Regions from separate parts of the Homo sapiens genome. Here region 2 is linked to region 1. A link is an interaction called in ENCODE POLR2A ChIA-PET data of the cell type or tissue named here. Cell type or tissue: PC-9. All regions are shown on one strand.

Evidence for each region. ChIA-PET counts read pairs that join two places held together with the same protein. Peaks named below come from ENCODE experiments on the same cell type or tissue, not always from the same donor. Only the 100,000 strongest peaks of a DNase experiment are listed, where the experiment ranks them.
Region 2: POLR2A ChIA-PET joins it to region 1 with 11 read pairs; 2 of 35 experiments call an interaction of 5 or more read pairs at or near these places.

Annotation. Positions count from the first base shown.
Region 1 is chr2:47,063,097-47,068,096 of GRCh38, reverse strand. The region is part of intron 19 of TTC7A (tetratricopeptide repeat domain 7A); the gene reads right to left. Among named protein-coding and RNA genes, the nearest start is that of STPG4, 90 kb to the left of the region's middle. RefSeq lists an enhancer at 1,151-1,709. In PC-9, no CTCF peak of the experiment used is centred here; a DNase peak (open chromatin) is centred at 2,016; H3K27ac peaks cover 3,247 bases.
Region 2 is chr2:46,964,462-46,969,461 of GRCh38, reverse strand. All of the region lies in intron 3 of TTC7A (tetratricopeptide repeat domain 7A), which reads right to left. Among named protein-coding and RNA genes, the nearest start is that of TTC7A, 26 kb to the right of the region's middle. RefSeq lists an enhancer at 1,218-1,512. In PC-9, no CTCF peak of the experiment used is centred here; DNase peaks (open chromatin) are centred at 1,321, 2,051, 2,651 and 4,121; H3K4me3 peaks cover 1,502 bases; H3K27ac peaks cover 4,702 bases.

The sequences.
Region 1 (5,000 bases):
GCACAGATTACCCAAGGTATCTCCCTCGTCCCTCAGCTCATTCTCCCCCGCAAAGCAGGCTGCCCTCCCCGTAGCTAAGGTCAGGCTGGGCCTTGCACTGTGTGCACTCTTGTCCTGTCCACAAGGCAGCTAGGGTCTGTGACCTTGGCCAGCTTCCCCTGTGGACTCAGAGAGGACGGAGTGGCTTTACTGCAATGAGTCTTTGGGGCTTGGCACCAGGTTTCCACTCCCCCCCGAGAACCAAGAGCATCTGAACATGGCCCGGCAGCTATGCTTCAAAGTGAAAAACATAAAAATAATCCCAATGACTGGGCCACTAACTTATGGAATTATTTAACCTAATTCTAACAACAGCCCTAGGTGCTTGGTATAGCAAGCCTCGTTTTACAGATGAGAACACTGAAGTTCTGAGAGGTTACAGAACCTGGTCAGTGAGTGAAGGCAAAGTGGGACTCAGGTCCAGGTCAGATGAACTTGAAGGCCCTGCTCCAACCTGCAGGTGCCTCCTCCAGAGCCAGCTCTGATACTCATTTTAAAAACCATCCCAGCCAACCAACCGTAGGAGAACCTCGAAGGCATCTTGGAGGTCCCTGTCTCTGCCAGGCACTCCCTCCCTGTCTTCTCAGCACCCTGCTGGCATCACAAGGAAATGTGGGCCAAAGACCCTCATCCCACACTAAGAATGGTCCAACAGAAACCAGCCTGGTCCCAGGTGGGGCTCAGGCTCAGGCCACGTGCCACCAAGTCATCTATGTGAATATAGTGATAAAAATGCCCAACGTTGACTTATCTTTTCACAGCTTTCAGTTCACCTGAGCCCTAAAACTGCTCCTTGAAGTCACAAGAGAGTCTAGATTATCATCCCAATTTGATAGCAGAAAAAACTGAGCCAGTGCTATGGATTGAATGTGTCCCCCAAAATTCATGTGTTAGCAACTTAAGCCTCAATCAGCAGAATTGAAGTGTGAGACCTTTAAGAGGTGATGAGGTCAGGCGGGCTTTGCCCTCCTGAATGGATTGATGCTGTTATCTTGGGAGGGGGTTCCTGGTAAAAGGATGAGTTCGGCTTCCCCTTCTCTCACACTCTCTTGCCCCTCCACCTTCCGCCATGGGATGAGGCAGCAAGAAGGCCCTCGCCAGATGTGCCCCTCGATCTTTGACTTCTCAGCCTCCAGAACTGTGAGCCAAATAAAAAGTTTCTGCTTATTGTAAATTACTATAAAAAATATATTTTTTAAAAAGGCCACACATGGTGGCTCATGCCTGTAATCCCAGCACTTTTGGAGGCTGAGGCGGAAGGATTCCTTGAGCCCAGGAGTTCAAGACTAACCTGGGCAACATAGTGAGACCTTGTCTCTACAAAAAATAAAAACAAAATATAATAATAAATTACCCAGCCTCAGATATTCTGTTACAGCAACACAAAATGGACTGAGACACCCAGTGAGGAAAGTAACCCTCAAGCGCCCCCATAACGCAGGGCTGCTTGTCTTAGGTTTGTCACCTCTCATATCTGGTCCAACCCTCCATGATGGGGGAGAGGGCCAGCCAGCAGGCGGAGGGGGTGATGGGTGAAGCTCTGTGTGGCCAGAGAGTTCATCCTTTTGGCCTTAGAGACCAGAGCCTTCTTGTTAGAGTCCCAGAGCACCTAAAAAGGCTCTGGGCTTGGATGGGCAGAGCTCTGGCCCTCAGTGACTCAGGTCCCGCCTTGGGAGGTACCAGGGGTGGCAGTAGGGAGCTTCTGGGGATTTAAGATGTGCCCCCTCATGCCACAGCCTGGGGTGAGGGATGAGAGGCTCTGAGGCCATACCCACGCTCTTGATCCTGCAAACCCACTTAAAGAATGAGGCGGCCTGCTCCACACTGGCAGCAAGAGGGAACCAATAAAGGGAAATCATTCATCGTCACTCTGTCATCAAGAGGAATGCAGATAACAACACTGTCTTCCTGTCTTTCCAGGGGCATTTGGGGAGAGAAGAAGCTGGGTCACATGCCAGGAATGCTTCAGTAACTGCATCCCAGGAATTACCAAATTAGCCAAAGCTCATGCAGAGCCATCTCCCCACTACTGCTGGGGTGCCTGACAGGGAGAGGTTCTGGAGAGCCTGGAGCTCCCTCACCAAGAAGAAAGCATGAGGAGGGGAGGGGCTGGGGAAGGGGAGGGACCAGGAAACTCCTCCTCTCCAGAGTCTGCCCCTGGGAGAAGAGGGCAGAGTGCCACCCAGACACCTCGCTTGTCCACTCATGCTTGAGGGTGTCAAGTTGTCTCTTGCAGTGCAGACAAGCTGCACCAAAGTGTCCACACTCTCCTTAGCCAAGCTGAGGGCAGGGAGAGTGGGTGGCTCTGTGGCCAGGGCTAGGACCTTCTTCAGGGGCTGCTGAAGGATAGCAGAACATGCCACCCCCAAATATGTCACTTGGGCGTAAGGACTGTTTTGAGCTGAAGGCAACTGAGAAGAAGCAGAGAAAAGAAAAGCTCTCTGCCCTCCCCCTATTTGCCTAAAAGCAGGATATAAATTTATAAGGGTGTTCCTCCTCCCCTCTCAACCAGGAAGGACAAAGGTTGATCACAGAAGACAACGTTAGAACCTTATCAGCCTGGAGATGGCACAAAGGAATCTACATAACAAGCGCTGCTAACTGGCCTTTGTCTACCATTAGTTTCCCATTGATTTGTCTTCCCACAATTTGCCATCCCCAGAGACTCCAAGTCCTTTTTCTTTGTCTCATTGCTTCTTTTAAATTGTATGCTCTTGGTTGAAAATGCTATGTAAGCCACAGTTCTAAGCTACCTCATTTTTTTCCTTTTTGAGACGGAGTCTCGCTCTGTCACCCAGGCTGGAGTGCAGTGGCGTGATCTTGGCTCATTGCAAGCTCCGCCTCCCAGGTTCACGCCATTCTCCTGCCTCAGATTCCCGAGTAGCTGGGACTACAGGCGCCCACCACCACGCCCGGCTAATTTTTTGTATTTTTAGTAGAGATGGGGTTTCACCGTGTTAGCCAGGATGGTCTCGATCTCCTGACCTCGTGATCCGCCCGCCTCGGCCTCCCAAACTGCTGGGATTACAGGCGTGAGCCACTGAGCTGGGCCTCTAAGCTACTTCTTTAAGCTTTTCTCGTTTTCCCTGAGTATCTCCCATGAATACATTTTATACATGTTAATAAAGTTCTGTTTGTTTTTCCTTGTTAATCTGTCTCCTGTTACCAAGGTCCCAGCTAAGAACTCAGAAAGGTAGAGGGAAAATTGTTTTTTCCTTCCTTACACTGGGAAACCAAGTCAAGCCAGTCATTCCCTGAGGTGCTCTAATCTCAGCTTCATGACCAACCAATGACCCTCCCACCATGAAGGTCAGGTGACTTCAAAGGAACCCCCTTCCTGGGAGGGCTCTCAATGACCCAACCATTCCACCAGTCACTGTTGGGACTCCCTGGTTTCCTCAGGTACCTCTTCTGCCCTTGGAAGTGCCTGGTGCAGAGGGGATCCAGGGAGGTGGCAGAGCAGAGATAAGCTCCAAGAGGAGTGCAGGCTGCCGGGGGTCCCTTCCTGGGCAAGCCTTGAAGCCCTCTCTGAAGAGCAGTGTCAACCAGCGACTCCTGCGCATTCTGGGAGGGCCTCTGCCTTCCTTCTCACGTTTCCCCATTGGCAGGCAGGCAAAGTTCAGTCTTCCCCTTCTTGGCTAGAATTTTCTGCCAGTGAATTCAGTTCTGAATACCCCAGCTGAGTGGGATTTCCAGCTACTGGAGAGAAGTCTGGGACCACACTGGCAGACTGTCAGGACCTGCTCCTGTGATTTCATTTCCACTGCAGAGAGCACACTTCTTTTTCTTTCTACACTTGCCAGTTTCCCGGAGGCCCCTGGCCATCCTTGAGCCTGGCACAGACGGCAGCCAGCAGGACCAGAGCCTGATGGACAAACTTGGGACAAATTCCGCTGGTTCTCTTGCCTAGCAGAGAACTGCCAAGGTGGCATCTCCTTCCTGCCTGGTCTGGGTAGAAAACCCTAAGCTGAACCCAGAGCAGGGCTAGAACCACAGAAACATCCCTTATTGCATCTAGGGCACCGACAGGGGGACAGGGAGAGTAGAGAATCTGCTCTTGGCCAAAACTTATATTCTTAGAAACATGGGGTCCCCAGCCCCTAAGAGCAAAGTCTTCAACTCCCAGTGGGCTTTCTTCAGCCTCTTGGCACTTGCCAATCCCACTCCAAGGACTACAGGGCCAAACCCAGCACCCACACAGCACACTAAGAATACCTCCACCGACCACTTTCCAGACCTCAGGGAGTGGGACTCACCCACGACCTCAGAGGGCTCGCTCCAGCCCAGGCTTGTGGGTGGCTGTGCCCTCAGGGGAGGGAAGGCTCTCCTTCCCCTTGTACTGATCAGAGGCCAACGTCCTCATAAAGTCACAGTGGCATGGTAAGGCCAGAGTGTCCTCCCTGGGGGCCTGCCCTGACTCCACAGCAGGGATACCTTCCACATTCCTCTCTTGGTAATTATCTAAGGCTGTACCAACCTCCAGAGTTCACAAAGGCTCAGATGACTGATGGACATCTTTCCTCTACTATTTTTACAATGAATCCCTTACATAAATGTGAAACTGACCTAGAATGACAGCTAGTAGTTCCTATCATGTTGTTTCACGTTGAAAAAGATTCCAAGATCACATCTTTGCTCAGTGGGAAAAAGGTGCTGTGACTGCTTAGCAATGTCTGACACTGGTGAGGGACTGAAGGGGGGTGAGATACTCCATGCTGTGCTTTGCCGTCTCTGGGATTGCACTGCACATATTTACACTTTCACATGCATCACCTCATTTGATTAGAACAACACTATGGCCCAGGAACGAGGATTATTATGTACAAAAGGGGACACCAGGAGCATGCAAGTTAAATGTGTCTTTTCCTAAGTCCCCCAAGTGGATCAGGGCCAGAGCCAGGATTAGATCCCAGATGTCCTGAGCCTCAGGCCAGCACAGGGAAGACACTTAGATCTGTGAA
Region 2 (5,000 bases), 99 kb after region 1:
GATCTCGGCTCACTGCAAGCTCTGCCTCCCGGGTTCACGCCATTCTCCTGCCTCAGCCTCCCGAGTAGCTGGGACTACAGACACCCGCCACTAAGCTCGGCTAATTTTGTTTTTGTATTTTTAGTAGAGATGGGGTTTCGCCATGTTAGCCAGGATAGTCTCGATCTCCTGACCTCGTGATCCACCCGCCTCGGCCTCCCAAAGTGCTGGGATTACAGGTGTGAGCCACCGTGCCCGGCCCAGATTTTTTTTTTAAAACAAACTCTTATATACACATAACACAAATGAATTACTTAAAAATTACATGTGCAAAAGAAACCAGACATAAAAAAAATGCATACTGTATGATTTCATTTATTCAAAAAAGCAAATTAATCTATATCAATAGAAAATAAGGCCAGGAGTGGTGGCCCACGTCTGTAATCCCAGCACTGTGGGAGCTGAGGCAGGGGATCAATTGAGCCCAGAAGTTCGAGACCAGCCTGGGCAACATAGCGAGACTTTATCTCTTAAAAAAAAAAAAAAAACACAAAAACAAAACAGAGGTTGCCTGGGGTGGAGACCAATTAGAAAAGAGCCCAAGGGGACTTTCTGTGGTGATAGAAATGTTCTGTATCTTTATTAGGGTACTGGTCACATGGATATTTACACTGGCCTAATTCATGAAATTATACAGTTAAGATTTGTACATGTCACCATATGAAAATTTATCTAAAAATAATGGAGATAATGCCTTTTTGAAGGGAGCTGTCATGATTCAGAGAAATAAAAGTTCAAAGTAGAGGGGTACATTCACGGAGGCGGTCCTCTATAAAGCAATTTCCAATATACACAGGGCCAAAAAGTTTCTGGAGCTGGCAGTGGCTTTTCCTAAGCAAGGTCACAGTCCAGTCACCCAGTTCTGCCCATAAAAAGGGGCCGGGAACCTTGTATTTGTCCCCTGGTTGATAAGGTCTATTTTCCTGTCCACAAACATCTGACTGGAAGCCCACCCAGGTGCTGCAGGCTTGGGTTTCTTTTCTTTACCTTCTGCCCCGTGAGCGCTTCTGCACAAACGGCCAGACTACAGTGCTCAATCCAGGATGAAGGTGGGCTGCCCTGCGCCCAGTCCTTGAGGCATCGGAGGGTTGTAACACAGCCCTGCAGGGCAGGCACTGCCTTGTGATTCCCACCGGCAAGGGCCTTTCTGTGCCAATACCCAGCTCTAGGAAAGGTCCCTTGCAAGAGGAGGACTTGCTTTTTCATTAACTCAGAACTTTCGATTTGGAGCCAAGCTGATCCTGGCACAGCCTCAGGCCCAACACCAGGCTGGTCCCAACTCCTTCAGTCTGAATGACTCATCACATCCAAGGCAGCCGCCCTTCCAAGAAGCCCCACCCTTGGAACCCTGGAGCCTTGGGCCCTGGATGCAGAGGTAGAAAACAGAAAACATCCTCAGCAACAGAACCCCTTCCCTCCCACCTACCCAGCCTGTCAAAGGGCACGAGGACAGCTGCAGCACCCACGGAAGATGAATCCCAGACTTGGGTACCCTGCAGCCACGGGAAGAAGCGAAAAAATGCAATTCATTCAGCTCTCGGGGGGAAACCGAAAGGCCAGGTAGGAAAGAACCCTCACAGATCACTCTGTTAAAATTAGAACATTTAAAAATAGATATTACCATATGATCCAGCAATTCCACTTCCAGGTATATACCCAAAAGAATAGAAAGCAGGGTCTCAAAGAGGTATTAGTACACTAGCATTTATAGCAGCATTATTCACAATAGTTAAAATGTAGAAGCAACCCAAGTGTCCATTGACAGATGAACACATAAACAAAATGCCACATATACATACATACAATACAATATTATTCAGCCTTCAGAAGGAAGGAAATTCTGACACATGCTACAATATGGATAAGCCTTGAGGACATTTTACTAAGTGAAATGAGCCAGACACAAAAAGGCAAATACTGTATGATTCCTCTTACATGAGGTACTTGCGTAATCAAATTCATAAAAACAGAAAATAGAAGAGTGGTTGCCAGGGGTTAGGGGAGGAGGGAATGGGGCGTTGCTGTTTCACGGGCATAGAATTTTGGTTTCGCAAGGTAAAAGAATTCTGGAGACTGGTTGCACAATAATGCAAATGTTAAAAGAGTTCAGGAGATTGGTTGCACAACAGTGTCTTAGTACCGAACTGTACGCTTAAAAGTGGTTAAGATGGTCAATTCTATGGTATGTATATTTAACACATTTTTTTTTTGAGACGGAATCTTGCTCTGTCACCCAGGCTGGAGTGCAGTGGCACAATCTCAGCTCACGGCAACCTCCACCTCCTGGGTTCAAGCAATTCTCCTGTCTCAGCCTCCTGAGTAGCTGGAATTACAGGCACGCGCCACCACGCCTGGCTAATTTTTATATTTTTAGTAGAGATGGGGTTTCGCCATGTTGGCCAGGCTGGTCTTGAACTCCTGACCTCAGGTGATCCACCCGCCTCAGCCTCCCAAAGTACTGGGATTATAGGCATGAGCCACCGCGCCCGGCCAACACAATTTTTTAACGGAAAAAAAAAAAACAAAAAACACAGGCAATTTGGCTTCTGTATCAAAGTCTCCAAAAAATGTATACTCTATGATTCAGTAATTCTACTTTCTAGGAATTTATCTTCGAAAAAAAAAAAAAAAAGCTGGGGGTGGTGACTCACACCTGTAATCCCAGCACTTTGGGAGGGTAAGGTGGGAGGATTGCTTGAGCCCAGGAGTTCAGGACCAGCCCTTGCAACATAGACCCCATCTCCACCAAAAAAAAAAAAAAAGTGATGTATACAAAATTTAGCTTCAAGGATATCCATTTCAGTATTATTTATAATGGCAAAAAAAAAAAAGATTTAGCATACAGGTCCAATGACGGGACTTCACAAAATTAGGATAGAACGTTACAATGAAATGCTATGAAGTTACTTACAGTGACATAGAGGTGTATTGAAAAATGACTCATGAAATACTTTTTTAAAAAGCAGATTATAAAACATGACTGTATGAACTTACATTTTAAAAGCATATATAATCCTATAGGGAAAAAAGACTGGAAAGATATACCTCAAAATGTTCACAGAGTGCTAAGTCTGTTTCCGCAAATACAAAATAGAGTTACTAATAATGCCTAGCTCGTAGTGTAGCCATGATCATTAAATTAGATGAAATATTATAAAGAGTAGAAAGTATGCAGGCCAAGCACAGTGGCTCACACCTGTAATCCCAACACTTTGGGAGCCTGAGGCGGGAGGATCATCTGAGGTCGAGAGTTCAAGACCAGCCTGACTAACATGGAGAAACCCCATCTCTACTAAAAATACAAAATTAGCCAGGCGTGGTGGCGCATGCCTGTAAACCCAGCTACTCGGGAGGCGGAGGCAGGAGAATTGCTTGAACCCGGGAGGTGGAGGTTGCGGTGAGCTGAGATCGTGCCATTGCACTCTAGCCTGGGCAACAGAGCAAGACTCCACCTCAAGAAAAAAAAAAGTATGCACTTAGAAAATATTTTCAAGTGATGCTCACAATAACCTCTTAGGTAAGGGTTTAACCCTTCTCCAGAGTTACAAATAAAAAATCTAAGCGGGGCATGGTGGCTCACGCCTGTAACTCCAGTACTCCTGGAGGCTGAGGCAGGCGGATCACTTGAGGTCAGGAGTTCAAGAACAGCCTGGCTAACATTGCGAAACCCCATCTCTACTGAAAATACAAAAAATTAGCAGGGTATGGTAGTACGTGCCTGTAATTCCAGCTATTCTGGAGGCTGAGACAGGAGAATCATTTGAAGCCAGGAGGCAGAGGTTGCAGTGAGCCGAGATCGCATCACTGCACTCCAGCCTGGGCAACAGAGTGAGACTGTCTCAAAAAAAAAAAAAAAAAATGAATCCAGGGAAAACGGATTAATTCCAAGACCCCTCAGCTAAAAGCATCAGTGTCGACTAGCTCCAGGTCTCTGGCTGGATGAGGCCTGATCCCCTAGCAGCCTGCTCCTCCTTCTCCATCTGGAAGCCAGCCTCTCACCTGGGGCCAAGACAGCAGTGCCACAGGGACTGAGCTCCTGTCCATGTGAGGCACACAGCCCACACCCCTTGGAGAGGGAAGCCAAAATCAACAGTGAATTCCCGCCATACCAGGGCTAAAAACACAAAAACCAAGTATGCTATCATATCCTGTCCTGGAAGCAGCGTAGTGTTCTTTCTTTTTAAAAAGTTTTAATCAGCCACACAATTCCAGGTGACAGCAGAATACCTTGGGGTTGCACTGACCAAAAGAGAACAGTAAAAAAAGAAGCCCATCTTCAACGGGCGGGGAGAGGAGAATCTGCAGATCATAATCCTTCTGGCTGCTGAGGGCATTTCACCTTTTGACTTTGCACAGCAGCTTCACAACCTAGCATGTCACTGCACTGCACAGTTCATGTGCACCACGGTCAGGGCATCAGGACCTCCCTGGCGCTGGGTGTGAGGTGAAGGAGAACGCGAGCCGGCCAGGCTGACGCTGGGGGCAGGACCCATTCTCAAGGGGCCTGTGCTCCATCCATGGAGCCACAGTGAACCCTAAATTAGGCACCAATGACTAAGGTCTGCCAGGCTCAAGGTAGAATGAATGGCTGGAGAAATGGCAGTCACTCTCCATGCCCTTAGCACACTGAGCTAGTGCTAGAGAAATGGAAGAGACCCACCGGAGCTTGGGGAGGCTGAACGGGCTAAAGCTAGAGATGTCCAAAGAGCAGGCCCCGAAACATCCTGGATGCCAATCAAAGCCAGGGAATAACCCTCAGAGCTCAGACCAACAAAAAAGTGGGTGATTTGTTACCCTGGATCCACAAAGGCTTCATCCTAGTCTAGGGCCCAGACCCCTCAGCTCCAGACCCTAGAGAAGATTGCCCCAGACAGAGTGCTGAACCATAGGTGAGCCTGATTTGAGGGGGAACAGGCTGTGGTGCACCTCAGGGTGTGGTGACCCACAGCCAAAGATCTAGA